2 separate regions of the Homo sapiens genome follow, and region 1 is linked to region 2. Evidence: read pairs that join two places in POLR2A ChIA-PET (ENCODE). Cell type or tissue: Panc1. All regions are shown on one strand. Each heading gives the region's core, and the rest is flanking DNA. Links, peaks and the distances in the headings are about the cores only.

Evidence for each region. Peaks named below come from ENCODE experiments on the same cell type or tissue, not always from the same donor. Only the 100,000 strongest peaks of a DNase experiment are listed, where the experiment ranks them.
Region 1: POLR2A ChIA-PET joins it to region 2 with 10 read pairs; 2 of 35 experiments call an interaction of 5 or more read pairs at or near these places.

Annotation. Positions count from the first base shown.
Region 1 is chr10:53,216,085-53,232,825 of GRCh38, forward strand. No RefSeq gene overlaps it. Among named protein-coding and RNA genes, the nearest start is that of LINC02672, 190 kb to the left of the region's middle. In Panc1, for the core only: no CTCF peak of the experiment used is centred there; no DNase peak of the experiment used is centred there.
Region 2 is chr10:53,142,689-53,159,429 of GRCh38, forward strand. It overlaps LOC105378310 (a long non-coding RNA gene), which reads left to right and starts at 9,115. Exons shown (of 3, transcript XR_945975.1): 1 at 9,115-9,234; 2 at 15,673-15,913. In Panc1, for the core only: no CTCF peak of the experiment used is centred there; no DNase peak of the experiment used is centred there.

The DNA.
Region 1 (16,741 bases), core at 5,616-13,615, 75 kb after region 2:
CCCTTTGCTGTCACATACATGTCGTGATGAATGTCTTTTTGTCTGTGCTTATCTTTATGTTTTTGGTAATTTTTTAGAATTTATTTCTCAAGAGAGTTCATTGAATCATTCTGTATATGAATTCTGAAGTTCAGTAATTTCCGAAGTGGCTTTACCAATAGATTTACATGTCTACTAGCAAAACTTCATGTTTTTTTCCTCTGCACACCTTAACCAATACTTTGTGTTATACTTTTTCTAATGTTGAATGCCATCTAATTGAGATGTAATTTTCATATAATTAAATTTGATAGATATTAACCTTTTGTTGATTTAGACTTGCAGATACCTTTTTATAGTTTGTCTGTTAACGTTGTCTACCGTGTCCTTGGATTGAACTAGAATCTTTACTATTGATGTAGTAACATTTGTCAACATTCTGCTTTATGGTTTGTGTTTCTGTGTGTGTGTGTTTAAAGACAATTTTACTTAGTGAAATAGAAATTATCCTACCTTCTTTGTAGTAGATTTTCTCCCACACATTCTTGGTTTTAATAATTTGCTGTCTTCAATTTATTTATAAAATGTCCTGGTTTTAATCAATTTTTATAAGGGGTACAATTATGGATAGCATAAAGTAGGAAACTAGCCTTATTTTTTCCACATGTAGCATAAGGATGCAGTACAATTTTTCTGCAGCACTGGAACTAATAAATAAGTGATTTCCACGTGAATTATCAGTGTTTTCTTTATTATGTATCAAATTTCTGTGTATCCATTGTTCTATTTCTAAATGTTCTGTCTGTTCCATTCTCTTACTTTTCTGTTATTCAACATATACTGTATGTCTATCAAAATTTCAGTTGCTTTGAAATGAATAAATACTTAGTAGAATGTTTCCTTCCTTCCTCTTTGTCCCTTTTCAAAATTGGCTTAGCTCTCTGTTGACTTTTATGCTTTCATAATTGGCTTTACTGAGTTGATATAAAAACCTCTGGGATTTCTACAGATATTAGATAAATTTATATTTTGAATAGGACTGTCATGTTTGCTATATTAGCTTTTTTCCACTCATAATTGTAAAATAGAACCACATATTTAAGTGGTCCTTCTTGTCATGTCCTTGAATGTTAATGAAAATATGTTTAAAAGTTCTCCACATTACAAATATTAGATTGTTTGCTCTATTAATTTGTTTTTTCAATTTAATGAAGTTTCCTATTTCAAGTTCCTGAAAGTTGTATTATCAATAGGTTACTAATATGGTAGCATGCTTTTCCTGAAAATATTAGAAAATCATAAGATGTTATTTATTAACTCATTAATATAATTTCTATTGTTAGATTCTCTGATCTTCGATCATCTTGTATTTCTATTAATGAACTATGCAGTTAATTTTATAAATATTTCATATTTAGAAATTTGGCATCCTTTTTCAGGAATCTGATTAGCTAATTTTTTCATTTCATAAAATGAATTGGTCAGCTTTCCACCTCTTTTATATACTCTGGAATACCTTCTATAATATGAAGATTCCTTTTCTTGAATATTTGGAAGAAACACCTGTAAACATTATCTGTATATTTTCTTTAAGGTAGAGACATGTTCCTTGGTTAGTTCAATTTCTGCTTTTTAAAAAAAGTTTCTATCTTTTCTTAAACAATTATACAAATTAAAAACCTTCCAGAAATTTATTCATGTGACTAAATATTACAAAATTTATTAGTATGTCATTTTTAATAATTGTTTTATTCTTTTAATCTGTTATCTCTGGATTGTTCTTTTTGTCGTTTTTATTTTTATTTGCTTAACTCAATAAATTTTGATAAGGCTTTATTATATTATTATTATATTGTTTGTAAAAGATCCAGCTGCTAGTTTTATTATTTCTCTTTATTTATTTTTTTAATATTGCCATTTTATTTATGTGGAATTTATTCTTTATATTCATGTTTTTACACTTATCCGGTTGTACTGAAAAGAGTATTATTAGTTTTTTATTTCTATTTTTAATTATTCATGTTCTGATAAATATATACAAAGGAGCAATTTTATGAAACATTTAATGTAGAATGTAGAATATTAGTTCCACTGTATCTCATAGATTTTGGCCTGTAAAAGTGTCTTTAACATTCAATCCTAATCATTTTATAGCCTCTATGATATTTTGATTTTTAACTAAGAGTTTCTCATTAACATGTAGTTTCCAGATACATGGGGTTTATAAAAAAATTTTATTGTGATTTTTTATTTTAAATAAGTTGTTTTTGAAAATATATTATTTGTGATATAAATTAGAATTCAGTGAGAGTAATTTTTGAACCATTATAATCAGTGTTTCCTGTGTTCAAAGTTTGCTTAAAAATGTCTGTTCTCTTAGTACTGAGTGGTAAATTTTGTGCATCTATTCTAGCGTATTATTTGTGTTATGCTGTTATTCTTCTATATTGAATCAGCTGAGAAGAGTAAAAGATACTAGAGGGGGAAGAAAGTCCTCATATGTTGTTGAATGAGGATGAGGATCCTGTTGGAAAGGAAATAAGAATATTTTATTGTCCAATTTTTTTCTGGACTGAACTACCTATGACTTACTTTTAAATAATTAAATGAAAACTTGAAAAGAGACATAAATCATATCATTCTTCATATTACTGCTAGTTTCATGTATATCTGGATTACTTAGGTAGCAAGGTTTGAAATAATGTAACAAGTGTGTCATTTTGAATTTAAGTCACCGAAACAAAATATCAGAGGAATAGGGCTCTCATAGAATATTTTATGTCAGGGGGACAATGTGTTTAGATACTTTCCTCTTTGTACAACTACATTTTAATATAGTATACACATATATGACATTTAGAAAAAAAGTTTTAATTTTCTTTTTTAAATTGTACTTTTCATATCCTCCAAATAACTTCAAAAGTTTTAGGGTTTCAAAAATCAAGAAGCTTCTCATCACAACACTGTAATTATATATCATCAATGTTTAGGCTTAATACTTTGGAATATCTTTCATGCCACTTTCAGTAAGATTTCACCCACTCATGCTTGTTCAGTAAGGTCAAGAATATAAGCCTGAGAACCACTGGAAGGATTCCAGAGTGGAAATTCAAAAACAGTAATTTTTCTACAGAAATATAATTGAGTGCACAAAGGTTATGTTAGGTCAGAAAGAGAGCTGTGTTCAGTGGAACTAGAAAAGAATTAAAACGTTTACACTGAAGATAATTAGCATGGTGTGAAAATATGACACTTAATTTCCCACAAAAAAGTGTTATTAAACCACCCTACATATGATTGTTTGTAGATGACAGTGTTTTACCATAGAATGTTAAAAGATTTAAAAATAGAATAATAACAGAGGAAGAGTTTTGACAAAGTCCCAAGGATGATTTATATTATCCACTGGAGTAAAAACTCCAGATAACACAATTGTTTCCTAAGTTGAAACAGTTGAGATTTAAGAAAATGAAAAATCAAAGTGAATGAAATCTACAAACCTTTTAGCTAAATGAAGTCATTCTAGAACTACTTACTTTTATTTACCTATATATATATTTTGCCTAAGACTATAATCATTATTTGAATTGATGTTTAAAATCAATATGAGATTACATAGCCCCTCATTATAAAGTATTTACTGAATAGTTGCTATGGGCAACCATGTGTATGTGTGTTTTTTTAAATACGTATAGATTATGAAATATATTTTGTGCCCTTAAAGAGCTCAGAGTTTACTATCATAGGTGTTGATCTTGTAATAAATAGTTCTGATCCATAATATTTTAGTTCTCTTACTTCTGGGACATGGTGGAATTGCACCATTCTGGTTACAAGTGAGCAGTGGTGAGCCTATCACCTCCAGTGATAGCTTATAAACTCCCATATATATTTTATTATGCTTCCTCCTTGACTATATCTAGTGGTATTCTAAATATAGAGACTCCAACAGTATAAGTCTCTAAGTGAGGACATCATCAAGCATGTCCTCTTCCAAAGGAAAATCTAATGCCTTATGTCTGTCCTGATCAACACAATAATTGTTACATTATTAACAACATTTACCTGTTTATCTGCTCAAAAATATTTACTGAGCATTCTATTAAAACCACCATACTCAGTGCACTAAATATCAGAGATATAAAGTTGATGACTTGCTAATAATGATAGATAGACAAATAAACAATAAAGTTATATCTTCTCTGTTAGCAATCAGTATGTTGCATGGCATGTAAATATATGACCTAAGTGACTGGCTTTGTGTGATTGAAAGGAAATAATCAGAAATATGATCCTTCAGCTAAAATCTTGAATGAGGGCAGAATGCTTTCACTGGATTTAGTAAAAAGGAAGAATATAGAATAAATAGTATTGCAGACAAAAGTTGCTCCATTAGCATGTCAAGTTTTCTGAAACATCACAGGAAGTTTATGAATCTGAAAAATAGTACAATTGCAAAAAGGAGAATCAAAACTTAAAAGATATTTTAAGTCATGGTAAGGAAATTTACCTCTATGCTATGAGCCATGTGGATTCTCTGAAAGATTTTAAGCAGGAACAGGTACTTTAGATATAGGATTAGGTCTGAAAAAGTCCACTCCAACAGGAATAAAAATTAGAGTTTAAGTTGGGCAGCATGAGTTACAGAAACTGTGCTGAGAATATGTTATCAAATAAGAAAGTCAGAGAGGGAAAGCAGAGGAGAGAGAAAATAATAGTGAGGGGAGAGCATGTAAGGATGATGTTAAGAAGGCAAAACCCACATAAAAATGATAGTTCATTTTTATTGAGCACTTTATCTGTCCCAGGCACAGTGATAACTTCTTTACAAGAGTTTTTATACCTAATCTTTATAATAGAATTAAGCTTATGAGTTAGGTAACCTCTATGAGGCACAGAGAGGTAAAAGAGCTGGGGAAATTACATAATTAGAAGTTGTAGTCCAGGAATTGGGCACAGGCAATTTGACCTTAGGCCAAATTCTCTTAAACACTAGTCTATACATACCACCCCCGCCGCCCCAAGCAGGATAAAAATTCATGGTCGATTGTGTAATAGTATTATGTAGTATTTATAAAGAGATTCAGGCAGTATGACAGTTCAAGAAAAAAAAACTAGAAATATTTTTAAAAGGACTTCATCAGAGAGATGGTAATTGAAATAGACCTTGACAAGTGGCTAAGATTTCAATAAGTAAAATTGGTGACAAGTTCATTCAGATGTGATTAAATATATAAAATGAAGAACTCATGAGAAGTTTTTGTAATGAGTAAAAAAGGAGTTTTGTGATACATGGAGAAGGAAAGTATTACAATTATTAAGAAATTTTATACAGAAGCAAATAACTTAGTCTTTAATAACTATGTGCTCATTGGAGTTAAAAAAAAATAAGCCTAGTATGGTATATTGAGATCAGATTACACAAGGCTTTAAAAGTTAATTTAATTATGTACTTCTTGAAAGTTTAGGCCCTAAAAAGAAAGTTCATATATGCTATGCCTTAGTCTGATAAGTCTGAAAGTGAAGAAAAGAATGGTTGTCGTAGACTCAATTAGAAGTTTATTCGAGTAGATCAGACAAGATATAATTGGACCTTACAGAACTAGTGGTGAGGTGTAAAGAAACTGAAGATTTAGGGACGATAAGACATATAAGCGTTACTGGATGTGGGAGATTTCAAAATAAACTATCTAGTAATAAGGTAAAGCTTTTGTCACAGGATCCTTGGGGTGTAGCTTTTCCAGCCAGAAACCTCTGTGGCTGGTGGCACCTTTGCTCAACTCTTTCTTGGGCCCACTGGGCTTGTTCTACCCACTCAGCGTGGCAGGTTGCACTTGGCTTGTGCTACTGGCCTGGATCCCAAGCCTACCAAGGGTGAGCCAGGTGTGGAGTGGTGAGGGGTGTGTGAGCAAATGAGTATGGTACCTGGCCACTGTGCACAGCCAGGCACACTAGATGCAGCAGGGTGAGCAGCTCCAGGGACCAGCATGGATGCCAGCTCCCTGTGAGGCTGCAGCTGGACCAGGAGTACTGCAAACCCCCTCCACAGCACTGCGAAATGTGGTGGCACCCAGAAGCTTGGAGATGCCAGGAACTGCAAAGCCCCAAAGAGGGTGTTGCAGCCTGGTTTGGAGAACTCCTGGGTCTGGGCTTCCCAAAGGGCTGCAGCTCTTATCTCCATCTCTCTTCTATCCTTGTCACCTGTAACGTGGTGAGCAAGGGGCACGTTTCAGCCCTGTTTGTGTTACACCTCTTTCAGCCCCACCATTTGGCAGGTCCCAAGTTCTTGTCCTGCATCCAGGAAGAATGAGGTATATGGACAAGTGGAGGGTGAACAAGGCAAAGAGGTGTTTCGTTGAGTGACAGAACAGCTCAGAGGGGACCTGCAGTGGGTAGCTCCTCTCCCCCAAGCAGGTCATCCCAATGAATGTTCAGTTCTCAACAGAAAGGAGGCTTACAGTGGGTAGCTTCTCTCCACAGGCAGGTTGTTCCATTGTTTTCTCAGCTCTCAGCAGAGAGGAGACCTACCTACAGTGAGAAGCTCCTCTTCATAGGCAGTTTGTTTGTCTGCTTAGCTCTCAGCAGAGAGGAGACCCACAGTGGCTAGCTCCTCTCCATGGACAGGTCATCCATCCTCTGCTTAGCTTTCAGCAGAGAGGAGACCCACAGTAGTTAGTTCCTCTTCACAAGCAGGTCATCCAGTCATCTGCTCAAGTCTGGCTGAGTCCGGGGTTTTTATGGGCTTCAGAGGGGAGGAAGTACATGCTTATTCGTTCATGGACAGCCATGGGCAGGCCAGGAAAAAGCAACCTAAGTTCTCATTTCGGTCCATGGAACTGGCAGCCCAGTTCCCAGGCCTCAGGCCATCCCTGGGCTAAAGGTGGGGTTTACTGGGGACCCACTCCTGCCTAGGAGTCTGTCTGCCTCCTGATGCCATTAACCTGCTGTCCATAGTGCTCATGATGCCCAGGCTGTTCATGCCAAGGGGCACCTGCAGGCCTGTGGTGAACTGACCTTAGCCCCCACTTGGCCTCCCTTCCTTGCTCGTTGGTGCCCAAAGTCTGGAGGGGGAGCTGAGGCGGCAGCAGTCTAGCATGTCAGTGCTGCCCTGAGCATGGGCACATTTGGCTATGTCGTGACAGTGTCCAGGCTTAGCCACAACTTTGCTCTGAAATCAGAGTGAGCACGAGGAGTAGAGAGAGGCCAGGCGGTGGGAGTAGGTACTTCTGAGCCTACAGGGACAGGGGGTTTTCTGGGCCCCAAAGAGTACAGAGATGCCCGGGTCTGCATTCGTGGCTGGGTGGCTACAGCTGTACACAGGAGGATGGGGCTCCAGCTCCTCCAACTTGGAAAGGAGAGGTGCTTCTGCCTCTTCCTGCACCTCTTGGCTCTGTGAAGTGCACAGCCCTGGCCAAGCCTCCCCTGCAGCAGCCAGTGTCATGGCTGCAGCCACTCCAGATGGGCTGCGGCTACCATCACTATCATATTCTTGCTGATAAAATATACTAACAAAGAGACATTAATAGTATTCTTACCCAAAATCAATAATTTGAATTTAGTCTTAGGAAATATAAAAAATAATACAATTTAGTGATATTTTACAAAATAACTGAGCTGTACTCCTCAGAAACAGAGTGATTTCAACAATCTGGCTTCACTTTCCCACAGATAAAATGAAAAAAAAAAGTATCTAATGCCAAGCTTATCACCACCAATATCCTGGAACTCAAAACTGAGGTTTATGAGAAATCCTAATGCCACAAATAAGTAAAACACTGAGCAGAAATTAGAAGAAATGGACTTCTTTATCTGTACACCTGCCTTCCGTACTGTAAGGCACTGTGTGGAAAAGTCTCCTGGACTAATGATTTCTATACTGGAAAAAGTGGCAATGAGGCATGCAGCCAGCTTCCCCATCAGCTTGGGTTTCTACACAGAACAGCTGTTTCTGCCTCAGCCCTCTCCCTCAGGGGAGCATTGTAACTGCCTGTGTGGAGAGGGACCCCTGTGGACAGCTGAATATAAACAGTAGAGATGGGGAATAGCAGCACCAGTGCAAAACTCACAGGCTGCTCTCCAACTCAGACAAAAAAGAATACAAATTAGAGAGGTTGTTCAGCTGCACTACGCAATAGAAAGCAGTCTTCACAGGCCCTCTGTGGATGAACTCCTAGACAGCCTCCCCACACAGCTGGAGAAACCCTTTCTAACTCCCCTAGTTGGGACTTTTTGCAAGAGCCATGGCAACTCTGGCTTTAAGGTGTCATCTAACGTCAAAAAGAAAGCAGTGATATAGTGTTAAAGGAATCCATAGAACCTTTAAACACACATATGTTGGAGAGACAGTAAAGACTGGAATAAGTAATCCTTCAACGTGAAGACACAAAAATATATCCTTAACAAACAACAAACAAGGAACCATGACCTCCCCAACTGGATAAAGCAAGAAGTCAGTGACTGACCCCAATGAACTCTCAGATCAAGAATTCAAAATAGCAGTCTTGTGGAAACTCAGAGAACTTTAAAGTAACATTAAAAAGCAATTCAGAAATTATAAGGTAAATTTAACAAAGAGATTGAAATAATTTTTTAAAATCAAATAGAAATTCAGGAGCTGAGAAATATATTAGATGAACTGTAATATGCATCTGTGGGTCTCATCAGAAAAACTAATAAAGGTAAAAGAATTAGTGATCTCAATGATAGGCTATTTAAAAATGCACAGTTAGGCCAGGCCTAGCGGCTGGCACCTGTAATCGTGGCACTTCAAGGCAGAAGGATCACTTGAGCCTAGTGGTTTGAGACCAGCCTGGGCAAGATGGTGAGGCCCCATTTCTACAAAAAGTTTAAAAAATTGGCTGGGCAGGGCATGATGGTGCATGCCTGTAGTCCCAGCTCCTTGGGAGGCTAGGGCAGAAGGATCACTTCAGCCCAGGAGATCAAAGCTGTAGTGAGCCATGTTCACGCCACTGCACTGCAGTCTAGGTGACAGAGTGAGACTTTGTCTCAAAAAAAAAAAAAAAAAAGAAATTAAACAGTCAGAGGGAAATAAGAATATTAAAAAGGAATGAGGAATGCCTACCAATCTAGAAAATAACCTCAAATAGGCCAATCTAAGAGTCATTGCCCATCTAGGAGGGTTGAGGGAGAACCAAACATAGATCTGATTTAAAAAAATAACAAAACCTTTCAAACCCAGAGAAATATATAAATATCTAAGTACAGAAAAGTCAAAGATCACCAAACAGATCCTACACAGATAAGACTACTCCAAGGTATACAGTAATAAAATTCTCACTGGTCAAGGACAAAGAGAATCCTAAGAGCAGAGAGAGAAAACAAGCAAATGACATAAAGGGGTACGAATTCATCTGGTAACAGACTTCTCACTGGAATCCAAACAGGCCAGGAAGGAATGGGATGTCATATTCAAAGGCCTGAAGAAAAAGAAAGCTGGCAGTCGAGAATATTGTCCCTCAGTAAACCTGTCCTTTCAACAAGAAGAGATAAAGACTTTCCTAGACAAACAAAAGCTGAAAAAACTCATTAGCACTAGAATTGTATTAAAAGAAATGCTAAAGGTAGTTATTTAATCTGAGAAAACATGCTAATGTGCAATTAAATATCAGAAGGTATGAAGCTCACTAGTAAAACTAAGTGCACAAACAATTTCTGAATACTACTGCAGTGAGGCGAGTAACAATTTACATCTCTAGTATGAAGATAATTACATAAAAATTAATAATTCCAACAATTTCTTAAGAGATGGGCAACAATGGAAATTCAGATAATAAAAGTCAAAATATGTGAGGTGATAAGTGTAAAAATTTTCAGTTTTTTTAATTCCTTCAGGATCAAAGTTATTTTTTCAAAATAAATTCTTATAAATACAAGATTTTTTTTGTAAGCCTCATGGTAAACATAAATCAAAACTTATAACTGATACACTAAAAATAAAAAGCAAGGAACCAAAACATACTACCAAAAAAAAAAAATCTATTATCCACAAAGGAAGACAGTAAAAAAAAGAACAGAGGACTTACTTACAAAACAACCAAAAAGTAAATAACAAGATGGCAGTAGGAAGTTTTTATGTAAAAATGATAATAGTGAATATAAATGGAATAAATTCTCAAATTAAAAAACATAGAATGATTGAATGGATTTAAAATACAGCCAACTATGTGCTACCTACAGAAAATTCACTTTACCTATAAAGTCATTTAAAAGTGAAGGAAAGGAATAGAAAAATGTATTCCATGCCAAAAAAGTAGGAGTAGCTATATTTATACCAGAAAAACAGACATCAAGTAACAAACTGTAAGACAGATGGAGAAGGTCACACTGAAAAAGAGGTAAATTCAGCAAGAGGATATAACAAATGTAAATATATATGTGAGCTGGCAGAGCTGGCATGGTGGCTTACACGTGTAATCCCAGAACTTTAGGAGGCCAGGACAGGCGGCTCACTTGAGCCCAGAAGTTCAAGACCAGCCTGGACCACATAGTGAGACCCCATCTCTGAAAGTAAGTTTAAAAATTAGCTGCATGTGGTATCATGTGCCTGTAGTCACAGCTACTTGGGAGGCTGAGGTGGGAGGATTGCTTGAGCCCAGCAGGTCAGGGCCACATTAAGCTGTGATCACACCGCTGCACTCCAGCCTGCACAACAGAGTAAGACCCTGTCTTCAAAAAAAAAAAAAAAAAGAAAAAGAAAAAAGTAAATATGTATACAGTCAACATCAGAGCATCAAAATATATAAAGTAGATATTAATAGATCTAAAGAGAAAGCGAGACTGCTATACCAAATGAACCTAACTGAAATTTATAAAACATGTCATCCAACAGCTGCAGAATATATGTTCTCATCAGCACAAGAAACATCATTTGGCATAGATCATATGTTAGTCCACATAACAAGTGAGAAAATTCAACAAAATTGAAACTGTACCAATTTTTTTATGGCCAGAATTGAATAAAAATAGAAATCAATAATGAGAGGAACTTTAGAAAAAGTACAAATACATGGAAATTAAACATATTTCTGAATGACCAATGGATCAGTGAAGAAATTAAGAAGAAAACTTAAAAATCTGTAGAAGGGAAAATAGAAATACAACATATCAAGACCTGTAGGATACCATAAAAACAGTAAAAAACGGAAAGTTCATTGCAATAAATGCCTACATCAAACAAGTAGAAAGACTACAAATAAACAACCTAATGATACATCTCAAGCACCTAGAAAAGCAAGAAAATAACTCCAAAATTAGTAGAAGGAAAAAAGAAAGATCAGAGCAGAAATAAATAAAATTGAGTCCAAAGTAATGATAAAAAGATCAATGAAATGAAGTCCAATTTTTAAGAAGGTAACAAAAATAACATTTAAGTAGACTATGAAAAAAAGTGAGATAACCTAAATAGAATCAGCAAAAAAAAGGAGACAACTAATGCTACAGAAATACAAAAGGGGATTAGATGCTATTATGAAAAATTATATGCCAATACATTGGACAACCTAAAAGAAGATGGATAAATTCCAAACTACATATAACCTACCAAGATTGAACTACGTAAAAACAGAAAACCATGCACAAACCAATAATAAGTAATGAGATCAAGGGAGTAATATAGTTACTTATCAAAGGAAAGTCCAAGATCTGATAGCTTTACTGCTAAATTTTACCAAAAAAAAAAAAGGGGGAAATAATACCACTTCTACTTAAACTACTCAAAAATGTTGAAGAAGAAATACTTCCAAACTCACTCTGAGTTCAGCCATTACCCAGCTGCTAAAACTAGACAAACAAAACTAGTCAAATATTCCTGAAGAGCATAGATCCAACAATCCTTAACAAAATGCTAGCAAAACAAATTCAACAACACATGAAAGAGATCATTCTCATGAACAATTGGGATTTATCCCAGGAATATAAAGATAGTTCCATATATATAAATCAATAAATATGATACATTGCATTAACAGAAACAAGGACAAAAGCTATATAATCATTTCAATAGATGCTGAGAAACATTCAATAAAATTCAACATTCCTTCAAGATAAAGACTATCAACAAACTGAGTATAGAAACAATATACCTCAAACCAATAAAGGCCATATATGACAAACTCACAACTAACATCATGCCTAATAAAGAAAAATTGAACACCTTTTCTCTAAGATCAGGAACAAGACAAGGCTGCCCACTTTCACCACTTTTATTCAACATAGTGCTGGGAGTTCTCCCCAGAGTAATTATGCAAAAGAAAAAAAAAAGGGCATCCAAATTGAAAAAGAAGTCAGATTGTTGTTGCTAAGACTTGTATTAGTCCATTTTCACACTGCTATAAGACTGCCCGAGACTGGTTATAAATAAAAGAGATTTAATTGACTCACATTTCTGCATGGCTAGGCAGGCCTCAAGAAACTTGAGAAATCATGATGGAAGGGAAAGCAGGCATTTTCTTCATAAGGTGGCAGGGTAGAGACAGAGTGAGACAAGGGTGAAGAGCCCCTTATAAAACCATCAGATATCTTGAGAACTCACTCACTATCACAAGAACAGCGTGGGGGAAACTGCCCCCATGATCTAATCACCTGCCACCAGGTCCCTCTCTCGACACGTGGGGATTACAGTTAGAGATGAGATTTGGGTGGGGACACAGAGTAAAACCATATCACTACCCAAAGTGATTTACAGATTCAATGCAATCTTTAGGAAAATATCGATGACAGTCTTCCCAGAAGTAGAAAAAATCTTAAAATGTATATGAAGCAACAAAGATTCTAGATAGCCAAAGAAATCCTGAGCAAAAAGAATAAACTGGAGGCACCACACTGTCTTCAAAATATACTACAAAGTTATAATAACACAAATAGCATGATTCCAACAGACCAATGGAACAGAATAGAAAACCCTGAAATAAATCTATGCATTATAGCCAACTCATTTTCAACAAAGGTGCCAGGAACATACATTTGGGAAAGAAAAGTCTCTTCAAGAAATAGTGCTGTTAAAACTAGATATCCATATGCAAAAGAATAAGACTGACTAGTCTCCTTTCTGTCACCATGTAAAAATATATATATATTAAAATCAAATGTGTTAAATATAAGACCTGAAATTATGAAACTATTAGAAGAAAATATTCGGGAACTGCTTTTGGCCATTTTTCCTGGCAAGGATTTTTGGGGTACAATCTCCAAAACGTAGACAACAAAATTTATATAGAAAAATATATACTGCTAGAAATCAAACAACTAACAGAGTGAAGAGACAACTCATAGAATGGGAGACAATATTTGTTAATTATGCATCCTACAAGGGATTAATAACCAGAATATATAAGGAACTCAACAGCAGAATCATCATCATCATCTGATTAAACGATGAGGAAATAATGAGTAGACATTTCTTAAAAAAAGACATACAAATGGATAACAATTATTTTAAAAATGCACAACATCATTAATCATCAGGGAAATGCAAATCAAAACCGCAGTGAGATATCACCTCACCCCAGTTGGAATGGCTGTTATAACAAGACAAAAAATAACTGATACTGGTGAGGATGTGGAGAAAAAGAAACTCACACATTGTTGATTTTATTGAAGTAGGGCATAGAATGGTGGTTATCAGGAGCTGGGAAGGGTATGGGAAAGGAGGATGAAAAGACATTGGTTAATGCATGCAAAGTATAGTTAGATAGAAGAAATAAGTTCTAATATTTGATAGCACAGTTAGGTGACTAAACAATTTATTGTATATTTCAACATAACTAGAGTAGAAAATTCAAAATGTTCCCAAGAAAGAAATGATAAATGCTGAGGTGATGGGTACCCCAACTACACTGATAGGATTTTTACATGTTGTATACATATATCAGAATATCACATGTATACCAGAAATTTGTATAATTATTATGTATCAATAAAAAAAGAAAAAGCCTAGGTTAATGAAGAAAAAGAAACACTGAGAGGGTATTCCAGACTTGAAAAAGATAAAGTACCATGGCAAGCAAGTACAAATATGATTCTAGATGGAACCTGCATCCAGTTTTTGTTTGTTTTTAAATTGTTTTTGTTATAAACTACACTGAAATAATAACTGGTAAATATAAATATGGTCAAGATTAGATAATATTATTCTGATTAATATGATTCATGGGTTTTGATAAAAGTACTCTGAGTTTGTAAGAAAATATTCTTTGTCATATGAAATAGACTGATGTATTTCAGAAATAAATTTCAAACTTTGACAACATACAGAGTATGCTCTCTGCCTAAAATGAAATTAAATTAGAAATAAACAAAAACAAAATAAATAGAAAAGCCTCACATAGTTGAAAATTAAATAGTGAATGTCTAGATAACCATTGGTTTGGAATTATTTTAAACTAAATAATAATACATAACATAAAATGTTGGTGATGCTCATAAAATAGCATTTATTTAAATGAAAACTTTAAAATCTGGTCCTATTCAAAAATAAAAGTTTAAAATTAGTTATCTAAACTTCCACACTGAGGTTAAAAAAAATGAGCAAATTAAAACCAAATTAATAGAGGAGATAATAAAGGTAATAGAAGAAATGGATGAACTAAAGAACAGATAAACAATAGAAAAAATTAGAGCCAGTTTTTAGTACGAAATAAAATTAAGTTCTAGAAATACTTATCAAAAACAAGTAAAATATATAAATTATCAATCTCAGGAATGAAATGAGACATCACTAAAGATCATAGAGTTATAAAAATGATAAGATAATACAAAGAATATGCTGACACATTCAAACATTAATTGCAATGGAACTATTTCCCGAAAAATAATTATAAAACCAATAGAAAATAGAAAATTTGAAAATCCCCATATCTATTAATGTATTTAAATCTGTCATCAAATTATTTCCATAAAGAAAACTCTAACACCAGAGGGTTCAATTGATAACTTTTATTAAATATTTAGAATAAGAAACATTGCCAATCTTAAAAGGGGAGATGAATTACTGATGCTACAACATGAATGAAACTTAAGAACATTATGTTAAATGAAAGAAGCCAATCACAAAAGACACATATTATGATCCCATTTGTATGAAAGGAATAGGAATATCAATTGGGACAAAAAGTAGATTAGCAATTATCTAGGTCTGGGGAGGTTGAGGTGTAGTGGACAGTGGCTGCTAACTAGTATGAGGTTTCTTTTGGGGGTTTTGAAAATGTTCTACAATTGTTTGTAGTGATGATTGCACACTTTATGAATATTAGAAAACAATGAATTATGTAATTTAAATGTATAAATTGTATAACATATGAATTATATCTAAATAATGATACTAATAAGAAAGAAAAATACATCATAAACAATGAAGTTTTCCCCAAGAATTTTTTTAAAAAAGCTATTTCAAGGGTGGGTATTGTGGTTCACACCTGTAATCCCAGCACTTTGGGAGGCTGACTGGGAGAATCACTTGAGCCTAGGAGTTCAAGACAAGCCTAGGCAATAGAGAAAGACCCTACTTCTACAAAAATAAAAAAAAAATAGCTTGGCATGGTAGTACATGCCTGTAGTCCCAGCTACTTGGGAGGCTAAGTGGAAGGATTGCTTGTGCCTGGAAGATCGAGGCTGCAGTGAGTCATCATGGCTCTGCACTCCAGCCTAAGAAACAGAGCAAGACCCTGTCTCAAAAATAAATAAAATTATTTCCATGTATGAAAATCAATGTAATTCATAATATCACCAGAATTAAAGAAGAGAGACCTTATATCATTAGATGTAGAGGGAAATTTATAAATTTTACCACCCATTAGGAAAAAAAGAAAACATTGTCAACAATGTTGGAATAGAAGGAAATTTTCTTAATAAGGGGCATATATGGAATAATTAAGTGTCTATTATAGGACTAAAATTGATGGCATACACGTCGGCATGCATACGTGTGTGCATATGTTTTTATTTTTTCTTCGTTTTCACCTCTCTTTCTTCTATAACAAGATGTTGTTGTAGTCTCTCAAAGGGATCACTTTCCTGATTGTACACTTTTTACCCTTTTTATTATTCTGGTCTTTATGAGAACTCTTTTCTGATTTCTAAGCACCTGTATGTCACAAACCAGTTTGCATTATGTGCCTCTATCTGCCATCTCACACTTGTACACTCATACTTACATGAGTTGGGGAATAGGGAATAGCTGCTATGTGCTGGTAAGAATATATGGGCCTTTCGGCATTGTGCATCTACAGGAGCTAGCAGATGTGGAACCCAAGGAAGATGCTGATTCATCAAACAGAATAGGAAGATAAAACCGTACTGAAATAGAGAACAAATGCACAATTCCAAGAGTTGGTGGGATATAAAGTATCTGTGTTCAGATGAATGAGAAGCCTGATGCAAATTTTCTATAGTAGATATTATTGTTAGCTAATTAGAGCTAACATTTGTTGGGCACTTAACATGTGCCAGCCATTATCCAAATCCCCTTTAAACATTACTTTATTTAAACTTCATAACAAATTTATGAGTTAGTATTATTTTCTCCATTAAAAAGGGAAAATGATAATCATAAAGATTAAATAACTTGGCACTATCACATGGCTTTTAAATGGATCAAGAATTAAAAACAGTCAGTGTAATTACACAATTGCAACTCATCTGCCAATATTGATATGCCTGAATTAGAGGTGACAAGAGGAAACCAACAGCTTTCCTTTCTTCAGGGCTCATAGAGTTCAGTCTTTGTATTTTCTAAAAGTTAATACTT
Region 2 (16,741 bases), core at 3,730-11,729:
TTATGTCTGGAAATCATTTAATGATGACCCTAAAACTCCAGAGGAAAAAACTTTATTGGATACTGTTAACAATTGGCATAGCAGTAAAACTCCAAGGGGGGTCTTAATTAAGGATACATGCAACTCTCATATCTCTGGAAAAGTTTTGCAGCCAGAAACTTCAAGTGAAGGATTCTTAGGAATACTCAAGTATCAGGCAATCATTCAGTTGAGATCTTAAAATCAAGTGGACAATGGCATGGGGTAGATAGCATCCACCCAATACTGACAAAACAAGATCCAGATGACCAAACACAATGATTTGTAAGGCTTATCTTCTAGATTTGTAAATTTATCTTTCTTCTGTGTTGACTTATGGTTTTAGCATGTTAATAGACACCTGTTATTTTTTAACTATGATAGCTATAAAGATCCTATCCTTAATTTGCTTTGTGAACCCTCAGTCATACCGTGGTTTAAATTGCACACCTGATTTCAGTTTGCTCATGATTTTGCTAAAACATGCAACCAAACCCACTATTGGTTTTGTACTCATATTCTTTTGCTAACAATGGAGTTTATAACTCTTTAACATCACATACATAGAAATGAAGATTACGATTTCTACATGAACAGCACTATGGTACCTTTTGTAGGAGCTAAATTTTGAAAGCAAACTCACACAGAAGTAGAGCCCGAGAACAGATTCAAATGCTCTTTCAATTTTACAGACAGTACAAGGAAGGCTCACTACCTAGGCTCAATCCCTAGCTCCTTTGATTTAGATATACCCAATGAGATCTCTTCTCCAAATTTTATCACTTGACACTAGAACACAAATTTGATGAGTGGGTGCAAAATATTATAATACTATTCAATAATTGCATAGGGTTCTTTTCATCCAAAAATTACCAGTTGGTCAATAGTTAATATACTTGCTTTGCAACACAAAAAGCTATTAGCTACTAATAACAGGGTAGGTAGGGATGGATATCTATAATCAGGGTGATTCCTGATATAAGCTAGGGCATATTTTGGCCTTTCATATTCCTGTCTATGGAAAAATGAGATCCAAAAGTAATTTAATTAAACAATTATAAAAAATGAGCCACACAACTTATTTGCAATAACTTTAACGCCGTAAGGGAAATTTTGCTCTGCTTTCTTTTGCCCCAAAGTCGCTTCATTTTATGCTTTACAAGAAGCCTGAAAATTAGGATAATATATCAGGAAATGGTAAAAGTACTAACAATGTTACTAATACAATAACATTTCTTGCCTAAGAGGTTCATGCATTTGTAAAGTTGGCAATTTAAAATAAATTTTCTTTCAATATAACATTAGCCACTTGGTGTGCAACATATGTTGCCTTAGGAAAAAGTTTGTATTTGTACCACTGTATACCTCTGTGGTATCATTAGTATTACTAAAAATAAACACAAAACTAGAAATAAAACATAAAAGTTAGTAATTTGGTCAAATCTATACTGTCATATTTTGTATGGGAATTTAGTATTGAGAAAAAAATCTGTTCTTAATTTAATTAATTTACTTGTGATATCTGGCTTAGAAGTAGATTAGAGACTCTGATCATACTCTTTCTTTTAGTATTTTTTCTGTTTCGTTGCTAGGAAGTATGATCTCAGATGCTACTGCATCATTTCTGCCCCATCCAAAGATCAACAACTAAGTACCCAACATAAAGAGCAAGAGAATTTGCTTCTTAAAGAGATCAGAAAGGCTATGATCGGAAATTTTACTCACTAACAGGATATATCAAAGTTACCTAGGGAGTCCTATTCCAAGGCATTACTGGATTTATTTTAGGGATGAATAAAATGTTCTAAAATTAGATCGTATTGGTAGCCACACAACCTTATGAGTATATCAACATATCACTAAACTGAATACTTCAAATGGGAGAATTTTATGTTATATGGTTTATAGCTCTACAAAGCTGTTCAACAACTTTTAAAAATAACAGTAAAGGGACCAGGAATACTCTTCTGTGACTCTGTTAAACAATACTGTATCAGGCATATTTTCATATTATATCAATATTTTCGATAATATGAGACCAAACAAACAAAAACATTTAGATATTTCCTCTAGGGAACATTGTTCCTAGAATATAAGACAGAGCACAAACTAAAACTCTTTAGTTAAAATCTCTTTAAAGATTGTATAATAAAATTAGTCTTGTTTCTTATAATTTCAACTTTTATTTTAGATTCATGGGGTACCTGTGCAGATTTGTTACGTGGGCATACTGCATGATGCTGAGATTTGGGGTATGATTGATTCCATCACCCAGGTAGTGAACATGATACACAATATTTAGTTTTTCAAACCTTGCCCCCCCTTTCCTCCCTCCCACTTCCAGTAGTTTGTAATGTCTATTATTACCATATTTATGCCAGTGAGTACCCAATGTTTAGTTCCCATTTATAAGTGAGAATATGTGGTAGTTAGCTTTCTATTCCTGTGTAATTCACTTAGGATAATGGCCTGGAGCTACATCCATGATGCTGCAAAGGACATGATTTCCTTCAGTTATGGCTGTGTAGTTGTCCATGATGTATGTGCACTACATTTTCTTTATCCAGTCTACCATTGTTGGGCACCTAGGTTGATTCTGTGTCTTTGCTATTGTGAATAGTGCTGCAATGAACATATGAAAAATGAATGTGTCTCTTTGGTAGAATGATTTATATTTTTTTATTTAAGTTCTAGGATACACGTGCTGAATGTGCAGGTTTGTTACATAGTATAGATGTGCCATGGTGGTTTGCTGCACCTATCAACCCATCATCTAGGTTTTAGCCCCACATACATTAGGTATTTGTCCTAATGCTCTCCATCCCCTTTCCTCCCACCCCACAACAGGCCCCATTTTGTAATGTTCCCCTCCCTATGTCCATGTGTTCTCATTGTTCAACTCCTACTTATGAGTGAGAATATGCGCTGTTTGGTTTTCTGTTCCTGTGTTAGTTTGCTAAGGATGCTGGTTTCCAGCTTCATCCATGTGCCCTGGCAAAGGACATGAACTCATTCTTTTTTATGGCTGCATAGTATTCCATCTTGTATATATGTCACATTTTCATTATCCAGTCTATCATTGATGGGCATTTGGGTTGGTTCCAAGTCTTTGCTATTGTAAATAATGCTGCAATAAACATACATGTGCATGTGTCTTTATAGTAGAATGATTTATAATCCTTTGGGTATATACCCAGTAATGAGATTGCTGGGTCAAATGGTATTTCTGGTTCTAGATCCTTGAGGAATCGCCATGCTGTCTTCCACAATGATTGAACTAATTTACACTCCCACCAACAGTGTAAAAGCACTCCTATTTCTCTACATCCTCACCAGAATCTGTTGTTTCCAGACTTTTTAATTATTTCCATTCTAAGTGGCATAAGATGGTATCTCACTGTGGTTTTGATTTGCATTTCTCTAATCACCAGTAATGATGAGCTTTTTTCATATGCTTGTTGGCTGCATAAATGTCTTCTTTTGAGAAGTGTCTTTTCATACCCTTCACCCACTTTTTGATGGAGTTGTTTGTTTTTTTCTTGTAAATTTGTTCAAGTTCCTTGTAGATTCCAGATATTAGACGTTTGTCAGATGGATAGACTGCAAAAATTTTCTCCCATTCTGTAGGTTGCCTGTTCACTCTGATGATAGTTTATTTTGCTGAGCAGAAGCTCTTTAGTTTAATTAGATCCCATTTGTCAATTTTGGCTTTTGTTGCAATTGCTTTTGGTGTTTTAGTCATGAAGTCTTTGCCCATTCCTATGTCCTGAATGGTATTGCCTAGATTTTTTTCTAGGGCTTTTATGGTTTTGGGTTTTACATTTGAGTCTTTAATTCATCTTGAGTTAATCTTTTGTGTAAAGTGTAAGGAAGGGGTCTAGTTTCAGTTTTCTGCATATAGCTAGACAGTTTTCTCAACACCATTTATTAAATAGGGAATCCTTTCCCCATTGCTTGTTTTTGTCAGGTTTGTTGAGGATCAGATGGTTATAGATACGTGGTGGTATTTCTGAGAGCTCTGTTCTGTTCCATTGCTCTATATATCTGTTTTGATACCAGTACCATCCTGTTTTGGTTACTGTAGACTTGCAGTATAGTTTGAAGTCAGGTAGCACGATGCCTCCAGCTTTATTTTGCTTAGGAATGTTTTGGCTATATGGGCCCTTTTTTGGTTCCATATGAAATTTAAAGTAGTTTTTTTACTAGTTCTGTGAAGAAAGTCAATGGTAGCTTGATGGGAATAGCATTGAATCTATAAATTACTCTGGGCAGTATGGCCATTTTCGTGATATTGATTCTTCTTATCCGTGACCATGGAATGTTTTTCATTTGTTTGTGTCCTCTTATTGAGCAGTGGTTTGTAGTTCTACTTGAAGAAGTCCTTCATGTCCCTTTATAAGTTGTATTCCTAAGTATTTTATTTTCTCTGTAGCAACTGTGAATGGGAGTTCACTCTTGATTTGTCTCTCTGCTTGTCTATTATTGGTGTAAAGGAATGCTTGTGATTGTTGCACATTGATTTTGTATCCTGAGACTGCTGAAATTGTTTATCAGCTTAAGGAGTTTGGGGGCTGAGATGATGGAGTTTTCTAAATATACAATCATGTCGTCTGCAAATGGAGACAATTTGACTTCCTCTCTTCCTATTTGAATACTCTTTATTTCTTTCTCTTGCCTGATTGCTCTGGCCAGAACTTCCAATACTATGTTGAATAGGAGTGGTGAGAGAGGACATCCTTGTCTTTTTCCGATTTTCAAAGGGAATGCTTCCAGCTTTTGCCCATTCCGTATGATATTGGCTATGGGTTTGTTGTAAATAGCTCTTATTGTTTTGAGATATGTTCCATCAATTCCTAGTTTATTGAGAGATTATAGCATGAATCAGTGTTGAATTTTATCAAAGGCCTTTTCTCCATCTATTGAGATAATCATGTGGTTTTTGTCATTGGTTATGTTTATGTGATAGATTACATTTATTGATTTGCATATGTTGAACCAGCCTTGCATTCCAGGGATTTATATTCTTAAAAATATTCTTAACATCTTGTTTACTGATACTCTTTTCAAGATTCTTATCTCGCTATCCCTATTAATAAAAAGCTATTTTGTTATTTATCCTGCCCACTCACAATAAGGTTCCTACCTTGCAAGACATGCCTTAGTTCTACTTCCATTAATCTCTAAGACCCTTTATTCCTCCATATTTTCCTCATTTTGGTTTTCTTTATTTGATACTACAAGACACAATCAATCTGGCTTTCTGCTTTAATTCATTATGTCTAATCAACTTGATTTTTCTTGACTGACAGTTTTAAGGTGCTCATTTAGAGAGACATTTATTGAGGATTACTGCATGCAAGTAAAAAAAATAGGAATAATTGTGTCACTTGATCTCCCAATATTAGCTTGCACCCTTATCATATATTTTTTTCAAATTACACTTACTTTTCATCTGATAACCAAATTAAATAAATAAATAAATACCTACTCTGTAAAATTTATTTGCTGGTGTTTCCTTTTAGAAATAATTAGCTAGAATCTTTATAATGTTTATAGTATCAAACAATAATTCACATATGTATTATTCCATTCCTTTTTTAAAAATGTTTTACTCACTAGTATACTGATTTTTGACTTTACATAAAGAGTCACAATTAATGGTTTATTTTGCCTACAAGAGTATTTTAATACAATGCATACCCATATAATTGCTAAGAATATGTCTATAGATTTTTTTGTGTATTTAAATTGTAGGCCTGAAGTCATTAAAATATTTAGCCATTTAACTTTTTACAACTAAGCTGTGGGCTCACAACATTTATAGATACCTAGAACTCCAGAATTATAATAGGCCTTATCAGTTTGTTCCTTTCTATAGTTTGTCTTTGATTTTCAAATTGAATTTGAACTTAATTTATATCATGAAACCCCAACTATATCAGAATTATCTGGAAATGTAAAAGGTAATGAGGGATTTCTTAATTTATTTTTCTAAATCATAAAGACTAATATTTAGTCATTAAACAAAATATTCCTTTTATTTTGAGGAGCTATGTTCATTCATAATGTATTCTGAAAATAACTATGTGATGCCACTAATGAAATATCTGCAAATTGTCTATTTGTACATACTATCCACTTATATTACCAGATATTAAAGTGGAAATGTTAGCTTTTCTCTTAGATTTGAAAACTAATAACTCATTGATTCAATTTAATTTCATTTATTTGAATAATATCATGCTAGTACTGGTGTTGGAAGTAAATTAGCTAGACTTGAAGACAATATTAAACTAAACCAGGTAGAATTTGCAAGGGTGAAAGAAACAAAGGAGCAAGAGTTGGCTTCTCCTCTCTTCTCATTAAACCTAAAATAAGGGGCTGTCTAATGGTGGCTGTCTAAGAGGAGCAAAAGCTTACATGAGCCAGCTAGGAGTAGAAAGAGCCAAAGGGAAGGGGCTTAGTTTTCAAAATGTGAACCTTGGACCTGAAGTATTATCTGGAAATTAAGTGGGAACTTGTTAGAAATGCACAGTCTTAGACCCAAACTAGACATTATGAATCAGAATCTGTAGGTGATTCAAATATACACTTATATTTATAAAGAACCATGTTAGATAACGCTGAAGGTCAAGCTGGGTAACAATGAGAACAAAAGGAAATAATGATCTATAACACATTAGAAGCTTGAACACGAGAATAGGCTGCTTTACGTTGCTTTACCATAAGTCCTATGAATGAGCTATGAGCCTTGGCTCCAAGAGAACTGTCCTATGAGTATAGGAGTTCTAATTAGGAGAGTGTGAAGCAAAAACCAGCAGAGTATCTCAAATGGCATCATGTTACACATAAGCCATGAACTATAATTAGAGAAGGTAGCAGGAGTGGATGATATTTGATGATTTTCTAAATATATGATAATTTACATTTGCATAAAGAAAGGCATGCTATTAAAACAGCAAGGCCAAAATCCTCCTTATTTAATTTTCTCATGGTCTCTTGAGAAAAGCTGTTTGATTCAATACCTCTCACATCAATGATTCAAATGAATCCTTTGTAATAGCATCGTTATCGTACTTATAGTCAGAGCAGCCTATGTAACTGGCCAAGGTGAGCAGGTGGGTTGCAGGACATGGACAGCGTAGTGATAACTTTGCTTTTTTGGAGGGTGAATCCTTTGCAACTCTATAGCTTTTGCCCTTAAGACATAGCCTCATTTTCTTGCTCCTGAAATTGCTTCTCTTTATTTACATACTAATGAAGCATCAAAACTGCATCTGGATCCTTTAGTGTCTGCATTTGAGTAATGGTATTAAAAGTATAAAGGTATTTTTTTCTCTCTGTACTCTGTGGTGTATCACCTCGAGATTGCCCATGTTTCTTTGAAATTGTCTTTAATTCTCTCAAGTCACAGAATATAGAAACTATATATAAGCTAAACATGTGAATGTTAATAATAATTTTAAGAGTAAAGCCATTGTCTTGGCTTCAGAATTCATTACTTCATTTAAACATTGCAGCAAAACTACAACATAAGCATTAACTTGAACTTAAAATGAGAAAACTCATGCTCAAACAGGTTAATTTGCCAATAACTACTAAATAGCACAGCCAGAATTTAAAACAATTTTGCCAAATGCTAAAAAACTCCCTCTGACTTCATTGAGGAACTGATTCACTTTCCATGACACAATGGAACAGTTTATAAAATGAGTACCTTACACCTTGTTCAATTTATCCTTTAGTGTTTGTTTTTGCATAAACACTTCTACTCTGTATCTACTTTCCCATATCATCTAATTTTCTCCACTTTATTAATGCTTTAATTCTAAAAACAGCTTCCTCAGAGGGCAGAATCTTAGGAAAAAATAGAATTCAGGCAGATGAATAGATGAGGAGGAACTAACTTCTTTTTAAGTTCTTGGGGTTTGGATAGAGACTTGTGGGCTTTGGATAGCAGTTTTCATTTATTTAAGGTGCTCTAATGAAAGTTCCTGAAGAATTAGGAATGCTAATGACTTATGCTTTTTAACAAAAGGCATCACAATGCTCTCTCACTAATCTTGGTCTAATCTTGCTGTGAGGGTGGGAAGTCTGTTTGCTTTTCAGTATTCTTCCTCCTCCTCCCTCCCCTCCTCCTCCTCCTCCTCCTCTTTTTTTTTTTTTTTTTTCTGAGATTAAATCTCACTTTGTGGCCCAGGCTAGAGTGCAGTGGTGCGATCTTGGCTCACTGCAACCTCCACCTCCTGGGTTCAAGCGATTCTCCTGCCTTAGCCTCCAGAGTAGCTAGGACTACAGATGCATGCCACAACACCCAGCTAATTTTTGTATTTTTAGTAGACATCGGGTTTCCCCATGTTGGCCAGAATTGTCTCCTGACCTCAAGTGATCCTCCCGCCTTGGCCTCTCAAAGTGCTGGGATTACAGGCATGAGCCACCATGGCCAGCCCAGCATCACTTCTTCTATGGATACATAAATACACTATTCTAGTTACGCCTCTGGTTTGAAATTATGAGCCTACCTTGCACCTACCTCCTCTCTTTCGATTTTTGTAGCTCTTCCCATTCCAAAACAATTTTTTCTCTCTGATTGTGTGAATAAAGTAAGACAACAGCAGCTCAGGATTGAGGCACACTGCTTCAGGGACTCATAGCAGAAAGCTATGTGTGGAAAGCAAATTAACATTTCTTTCCTGTTACATTTATTTTTAGTTTTAATATATATTAAGTTAGGATTTCAAATGATTACAAGAGATTGCTTGAGATTTTGTCTTTATCAAGAGAAGTAACTGGCTTAAAAGAGTGAGAAATCCTCATCTACTACATAACATGTTTCTGAGGAACTAGAAGGGATTTCTCAAGAGTCCTAGGATCATAGGGAAGGTGTTAACTGGGCATGGTGGCCTCTGCCTGTAGTCCTAGCTACTCGAGAGGTTGAGGTGGGAGGATTGAGCATAGGAGTTCCAGGTTATAGGAGCATTAGTACATTTTAAAAATCTTCTCATATATTCTCTTACTATTGGACCATGTAAATAATCCAACTGACTCTACCCATTATTACTGCATTTTGTTTTCCTCAGATAAGTTAGTATTTGCTTGACAATATCAACTTGTAAATGAAGAGGTATAAACAAATCATCTTAGTTTCCTCCCCGCCAAACCAGTGGAATAAAATAATATCCTGAATGATTGATACTCTTGCAGAAATACTTTCAGGTAGGAAGAAAATGCAGCTTTTGAAAAATATAACATATTCTTTCTATGCCACAGATGGAGCCCAAATCTATAAGGTGCTTTTATTTTCAATTTGAACTTAAGAGAGGTTTTTGAGATTTAAAAAATGGATAACATAACATACTGCTGGTTGGTAAAACTGTAAATATATATTTTCAATATTTTTATTTTGTTTAAGTTGAGAACTAGATGTTTTATACTACATCATTTTTCAGTTATTTATGCTCATACTTCTACAGGAGAAAGTCATGCACTGACTATATGCGACAACCTCTGAGAATAAAGTTAAGAACAGACACTTTGAGAGACTTAGTAACCTAAACTCTGACAAGTAGGAAAATTCATGGTCTAAGCATGTATGAAGAAGGCTATGCTGTATTTACTTAAAGGATAAACTTGTCTGTAGAGATGGCAAAATACATTGGATATAATTAAATCTAACAGTAATTATTCAGTGTAATAGTGAAACAACACAGATTCCTCCTTAGGTCTTCCTTATCCCCAAAGAACTTGTGCTCAAAGCTCTGAGGAAGGGAAACAACCATCCAAAGATGACATTTTTTAAATATCAAAAGGGAAAATTAGGGAATTACTCTACCAATAATAATAATAATAAATCTACCAGGACTATAATGATTTCACATGGAAATTCTACCAATTTTTAAAACATTAACTCATTTCAATGACCAACAAGTTATTCTATAAAATGTAAAAAATAATACTTCCCATTCTGGTAATAAGTATAACATTACATTTAAATCTGATAAAACAGTACAAAAACCTATAACCATTACCATTCATGTACATCAATTTAAGATATTAAATAAAATATTAGACAGAATTCAATAGCATATCAAGAATAGACTATATCCTGACCAAGTAGTATTTATTATTAGAATTTAAGGTTGGCTTGATATTAGGATCTCAATGAATATCATATATGATATTAATAGAATTAAAGTAAGCTTTAATACAATTACCTCTGTAAGTGCTGAATTCAATACCTACTTCTCACAAAAACATTCAACTTACTAAATAGGAGTTAAGAGATGATATATATTATAATAATTGAAATACTTGCTTTAGGACTAAGAGATACATATATATACACACACACACAAAATATAAAATTACATGTATATGTGTATGTATTCACATTCAACACACACATGCACACTCATATACCTTAATCTTAATTATTGGGGAAATACAGTAGAGGTTTGAGACATTTCCCCTAATGTCAGGAGCAAGGCAAAAATGTTCATACTCTATTACTATTTAAAATTTTAATGGAGGTATGAACCAATATAATTAGATAAGATAAATTAATTAGAAGCATAACAGCTAAAGAGTTAACACCATCTATCTTTACAAGTAATGTAATAGTATGCTTGGAAAACTCTAGAAAAGCAACAATAAAATGATAAAACTAGATTTAACAATAAAAGAATAAAGTAAGTGAGCCAGTAATGAAATAACAAAATTATTAGCCCTCATTTACACATATAATAACAATTGCCAATAGCAAAAAAAACAGATTACCTATTTTGCAGTTAATAAGAAATTTTCAAAATTTAAAGAAGGAAATAACTTTAAAGACTTTTGATAACAAATAGAAAGACATTCTCTGTTCTTAGACAGGAAAAATCAACATTACAAACTTTAAGTTTTTCTCAAGGTTGTTTATAAATGTAATATAATCCCAATTAATACACACATGGATTTTTATAAAGTTAGACAAATTAAAAGTTTATATAGAAAATCAGACATGCACAGATAGTCTAGAAAACACAGAAAAATACAAACTACATAGAAAGATTAGCCATACTGGACATTACAGTATATCATAAAACCTCTGTAATGAAAACATTGTTGTACTGGTCCATGAACAGACAAAACACTGGAATAAAACAGAAAGCCATCACTTAGACCCACTATACATATGGGAATTGAATACAGTCATGCACCACATAAAAACATTTTGGTCAATGATGAACTGTATATATGATGGTTGTCCTGTAAGTTTATAATAGAGTTGAGAGAAATTCCTCTTGCCTAGTGATGTTATAGCCAACGGTTGCATTGTAACACATTACTCATGTGTTTGTGGTTATGCAGGTGGAAACAAACCTTTTGTGCTGCCACTCCTATAAAAGTACAGCACATTCAATTATGTATCTAATACATAGTACTTGATAATAATATTAAACAATTATGTTACTAGTTCATGTATTTACTATACAGTACTATTATTTCTTATTATTTTAGAGTGTACTCTTTCTACTTATTAAAAAAAAATAAACTATAAAACAGCCTCGAGCAAGTCTTCCCAGAAGAAGGCTTCATTATTATAAGAGATGGCAGCTCCATGTATGTTATTGGCCCTCCACAGTGGGACAAGATGTGGAGGGGGAAGACAGTGATGTTGATGATCCTGACCTGTGTATACCTAGGCTAATGTGTGTGTTTGGGGCTTAATGTCTAACAAAAAAGTCTGAAACATTAAAAATTCTTATAGAATAAAGATACAAAATATTTATGTACACTTGTATAATGTACCTGTATTTTAAGCTATGCTATTACAAAATAGTCAAGAAGTTAAAAATTAAAGTTTATAATACAAAGAAGCTACAGATAGCAATGTTTAATTTGCTATTGATGAAAGAAATTTTTAAAATAAATCTAGTGTGGCCTAAGTGTACAGTGTTTATGAAGTCTACAGTAGTACACAATAAGGTCCTAGGCCTTGACATTCACTAACCACTCATTCACTGAATCACTCAGAGCAACTTCCAATCCTGCAAGTTCCATTCATGGTAAGTGCCTTATACAGTGTACTATTTTAATCTCATATATAATGCATTTTCTCAGTGCTCTTTCAATGTTTACCTATGTTTAGATATAAAAATACTGTTGTGTTACAGTTGCCTACAGTATTTAGTACAGTAACACACTGTATAGGTTTGTAGCATAGGAGCAATGGGCTATATATATAGTCCAGATGTGTAGTAGGCTATACATATAGTCTAGATGTATAGTAGGCTATACCATCTAGATTTGTGTATGTACCCTCTATGATCTTCACATAATCATGAAATTGCCTAATGATGATACTTTTTTTTCAGAATGTATTTGTTGTTAAGTGACACATGATTGTATATGATAAACTTAGTATCTCAAGATATGGTGGCAAGAATAAACTGTAAGATGGTGCTGGAGCAACTGGATAACCTTTCAGTAAAAGATAAACCGAGCTTCTCTCCTCAACACATACACAATAATAAATACTTAATATGTTAGTTAACTAAATCAAATATACAAAATCATCAGCTCTAGGAGGGAAAGAAGTGAATTTATTTGTAATCTCAATGTTTTATAAAGCCTTACTTATTTTAACTCCCAAATCACAAACATACGATTGATAAATTTGACCACATATAGTTATCGGGGGAACCAGCTCCCAATATTTCAGTGTAGGTTCTTTTCTATTTTCCCTAAGTGTCGGCCAGTCTGAGAAATAAAGAGAAAGAGTACAAAGAGAAATTTTACAGCTGGGCCTCTGGGGGTGACATCACATGTCAGCAGGTTCTGTGATGCCCCTTGAGCTGCAAAACCAGCATGTTTCTATTAGGGATTTCAAAAGGGCAGGGGGATACGAACAGGGGGCAAGTCACAAAGATCACATGCTTCAAAGGGCAATAAAAGATCACAAGGCCAGGGCAAAATCAGAATCACTGATGAGGTTCCATGTCTCGCTGGGCATGTGTTGTCATTGATAAACATCTTAACAGGAAACAGGGTTCAAGAGCAGACAACTGGTCTGACTAGAATACTCCAGGCTGGAATTTCCTAATCCTAGCAAGCCTGAGGGCACTACAGGAGACCAAGGTGTATTTCATCCCTTAAATTCAACTGCATTAGACAGACACTCCCAGAGCGGCCATTTCAGAGACCGCCCCCTGGGAATGCATTCCTTTCCCAGGGTTATTCCTTGCTGGGAAAAGAATTCAGTGATATTTCTCCTATTTGCTTTCTGCAAGAAGAGAAATATGACTCTGTTCTGCCCGGCCCTGCAGGCAGTCAGACCTTATGGTTATCTCCCTTGTTCCCTGAAAATCACTGTTATCCTGTTCTTTTTTAGGATGCCCAGATTTCATATTGTTCAAACACACATGTTTTACAGTTTGTGCAGTTAACACAATCATCACAGGGTCCTGAGGCAACATACATCCTCAGCTTATGAAGATGACGGGATTAAGAGATTAAAATAAAGACAGGCATAGGAAATTATAAGAATATTGATAGGGGAAATGATAAATGTCCATGAAATCTTCACAATTTATGTTCTTCTGCCGTGGCTTCAGCCGGTCCCTTCGTTTGGGATCCCTGACTTCCCGCAACATATAGTGACACAAACTTTGCATAACAAAAAATTAGGCTAAAAGGCAAAAAAATACCTGTCAAAGTGAAAGGAAATGTTTGCAACATATAGTTAAGACTATGGGCTAACATTAGTGTGTATGTATCTGTATTTACACATATATCTTATAATTTGATGGATGAAGTACAAAGGAACAAAAACTGAATAGGAAAAACACATAAGATAATTCTCAACAAGTTTATGAAAATACCCCAATCTTATTTTTAAAACTCCAATTTATTCATAATTAGATAAATACAGATTAAAATCATACATATACACAATTTCTCTCCTAATCAGACTGCAAGAATGTATGACAACACATTCTACTGGTGAGGCTGTAGGGAAGTAGGTATTTTCCAAATTATCTGATAGAAAACAGGCACCATACATCTGGAGAAGAATTTGATAGTACCTAAAAATATCTATGTATGCACATAACCTTTTAGCTTAGTAATCTTACTTCTAGGAAAGTACCCCCCTGAGAATACATTTTTAACAATACAAGGATACTTATGCACATAGATATTTATTGCAGTATTGTTTAATCCACAACAATGAAAACAACCTAGGCACTCATACATAAAATAGATGATTAAACTATGCTAGATCTACACAGTGGATTACTTTACAGCTATAAAAAAGAATGATAGAGCGGATGCGGTGGCTCACGCCTGTAATCTCATCACTTTGGGAGGTCTAGGTGGTGGATCACCTGAGGTCAGGAGTTGGAGACCAGCCTGGCCAACATGGCAAATCCCTGTCTCTACTAAAAATACAAAAATTAGCCAGGTGTGGTGATGGGTACCTGTAATCCCAGCTACTTGGGGAGGCTGAGGCAGGAGAATCGATTGAACCCCTGGAGGTGGAGGTTACAGTGAGCCGAGATCGTGCCACTGCACTCCAGCCTGGGTGACAGAGTGAGACTCTGTCTCAAAAAAATAATAACGAAAATATGTCTGAACTGAGGTGGAATAAACTTCATAGTATGCTAAGTTTAAATTAAAAGGAAAGTACAAAATGGTCAGTGTTAGACTGGAAACAAATAAATACATGACAATACCCTTGTGACTACTCATTTGTGCAACAGAAATACAGGACTACTCCAGAAACTAATGAGATGAATTACTAGTAGAAAGTACTTGGGAAGGGGGTACAAAAATGGGGACATGGGAATGACTAGTAGGAATAATGAGGGAGTGACGTAAACCTCCTTGTTCAGCTTTAACTCTTAGAGCTATATAATGTTTCACATATTCAAAACATATGTAAGTAATTTATATCAACCAGAGTGTAAGGTAAATAGAACTCAAAACATAAAAAATGATCCTAAGATTGTTACAAGTAAACTAACATAACCACAGTGAACAAGGTGAGGAAGAAATGAACTTAGTAAACTTTAGCCTTAAAACATCAAACATTTTCTTATAAAGATAAAAATAACTATATGCAAATATTATACCATAGTTGTACATTTACATTTTATGTGATTTATAAGATAGACATTCTGAAACTTCTCAGTGTGTATATAAATTTGTAAGTAAATATACTATGGTTAACGAAACTTGGATTTCTCACTGTAGGCAAAAAGAAATACAAATAAAAAATTACAAATAAGGAAAGGAAGAAGCCTAGAATCATCTGTCTTGTAGGATTGGAATTCAGGTTATCAGTAAGAACCCATGGATGGATGTAGAAATGTGTATATGGAAGTATATTCGTTCTCTATTGCTGTATGACAGCTTATGATAAATGTTTAAAACAATACACATTTACTATCTCAAGTTTCTGTGGGTCAGTAGTCCAGGAACGCCTAGGCTGGGTCTTTGCTTTATGATCTTACCTGATTGGCTGGAAGCATTCTTATCTGGTGGTTTAACTAGAGAATAATCTGCTTCCTATCCCATTAGATTGTTGTCAGAATTTACTTCTTTGTCATGGTAGAACTGAGAGCTTTAGTTTTTTACTGGCTTTTGACAGTAGTTGTTTTTAACTCCTAGAGCCCGCCTGGAGTTTCCTGTCATGTGTACTTTTCATTGGCAGTTCACAACATGGCAGCTTGCTTCTTCAAGGCCAGTAGAAGGAAAATCTGCTAGCAAGATGGAGGCTTATATAACATCACACAATCGTTGGAGTAACTGACTTCCCATCACCTTTACCATATTATGTTAATTAGAAGCAAGTCACAAGTCTATCTACATTCAAGGGGAGATAGTTACACAAAGGCATGAATGCCAAGAGGTAGGGGTTGGAAGTGGTGCATCTAGAATTTGCCTATTGTCTGCAAATATAGGTACACATGCATATATTTACTAGGCCTGTCCACTGAAAAGCGATAACAGTAAAATTAGTATAAAAATTGGTAACTTTTCAATTATAGCTAAAAGATTGACTTTTCTCTAAAAACAAAAACTTAAGATGGTCTCTGTCTTCAATGAGGTACAACTTCTTTTGGTGGGCTGTTTCCCTCTACCACTCTACAGCAAATGAAATTTATAAAGCACTGATCTGGCTTAGTTTGATATATCATATATTAAAAGTAATGACTTTTTATTCATGTATGAAAATCATTTTACAAAATATTTATGATATTAAATTTAAATGCTTTAACTTATGTGGTTAATATAGTTCTTTAAATTTGTAGCTGAAGAAAACTAAAAAATTTTTAGCAAATGCTCTTCTCATTGTATGGAACTATATTTCAATGCAAATTTTTATGAATCATGGGAGACATAATTACTTTAGACATGTAGAAACTACGAAAATAACTCAATAAAATGATGCAGCATAAAGCAGGAATAGTTCTTCAAGCATTACCAGAAACAAGGGTGGTGGAGGTCAAGAGTTCAAAAAAAGTCATAGTTATATCAGAATCTGAAAGAAATTAGGTGCAAGAGAAGGGAAAAATAGAGGCAAACCACATAATTGTCATATTAATTAGGGATAATGTCAAGGAAACAGTTGATGACTGCTCGTATGGCAAGCTAACTAGCAAAGGTTATAGAAGATCTTTTAGCAACATAATATCTTGCACGCATGTAATTTATTTTTGAATTCTACAATTTCAAC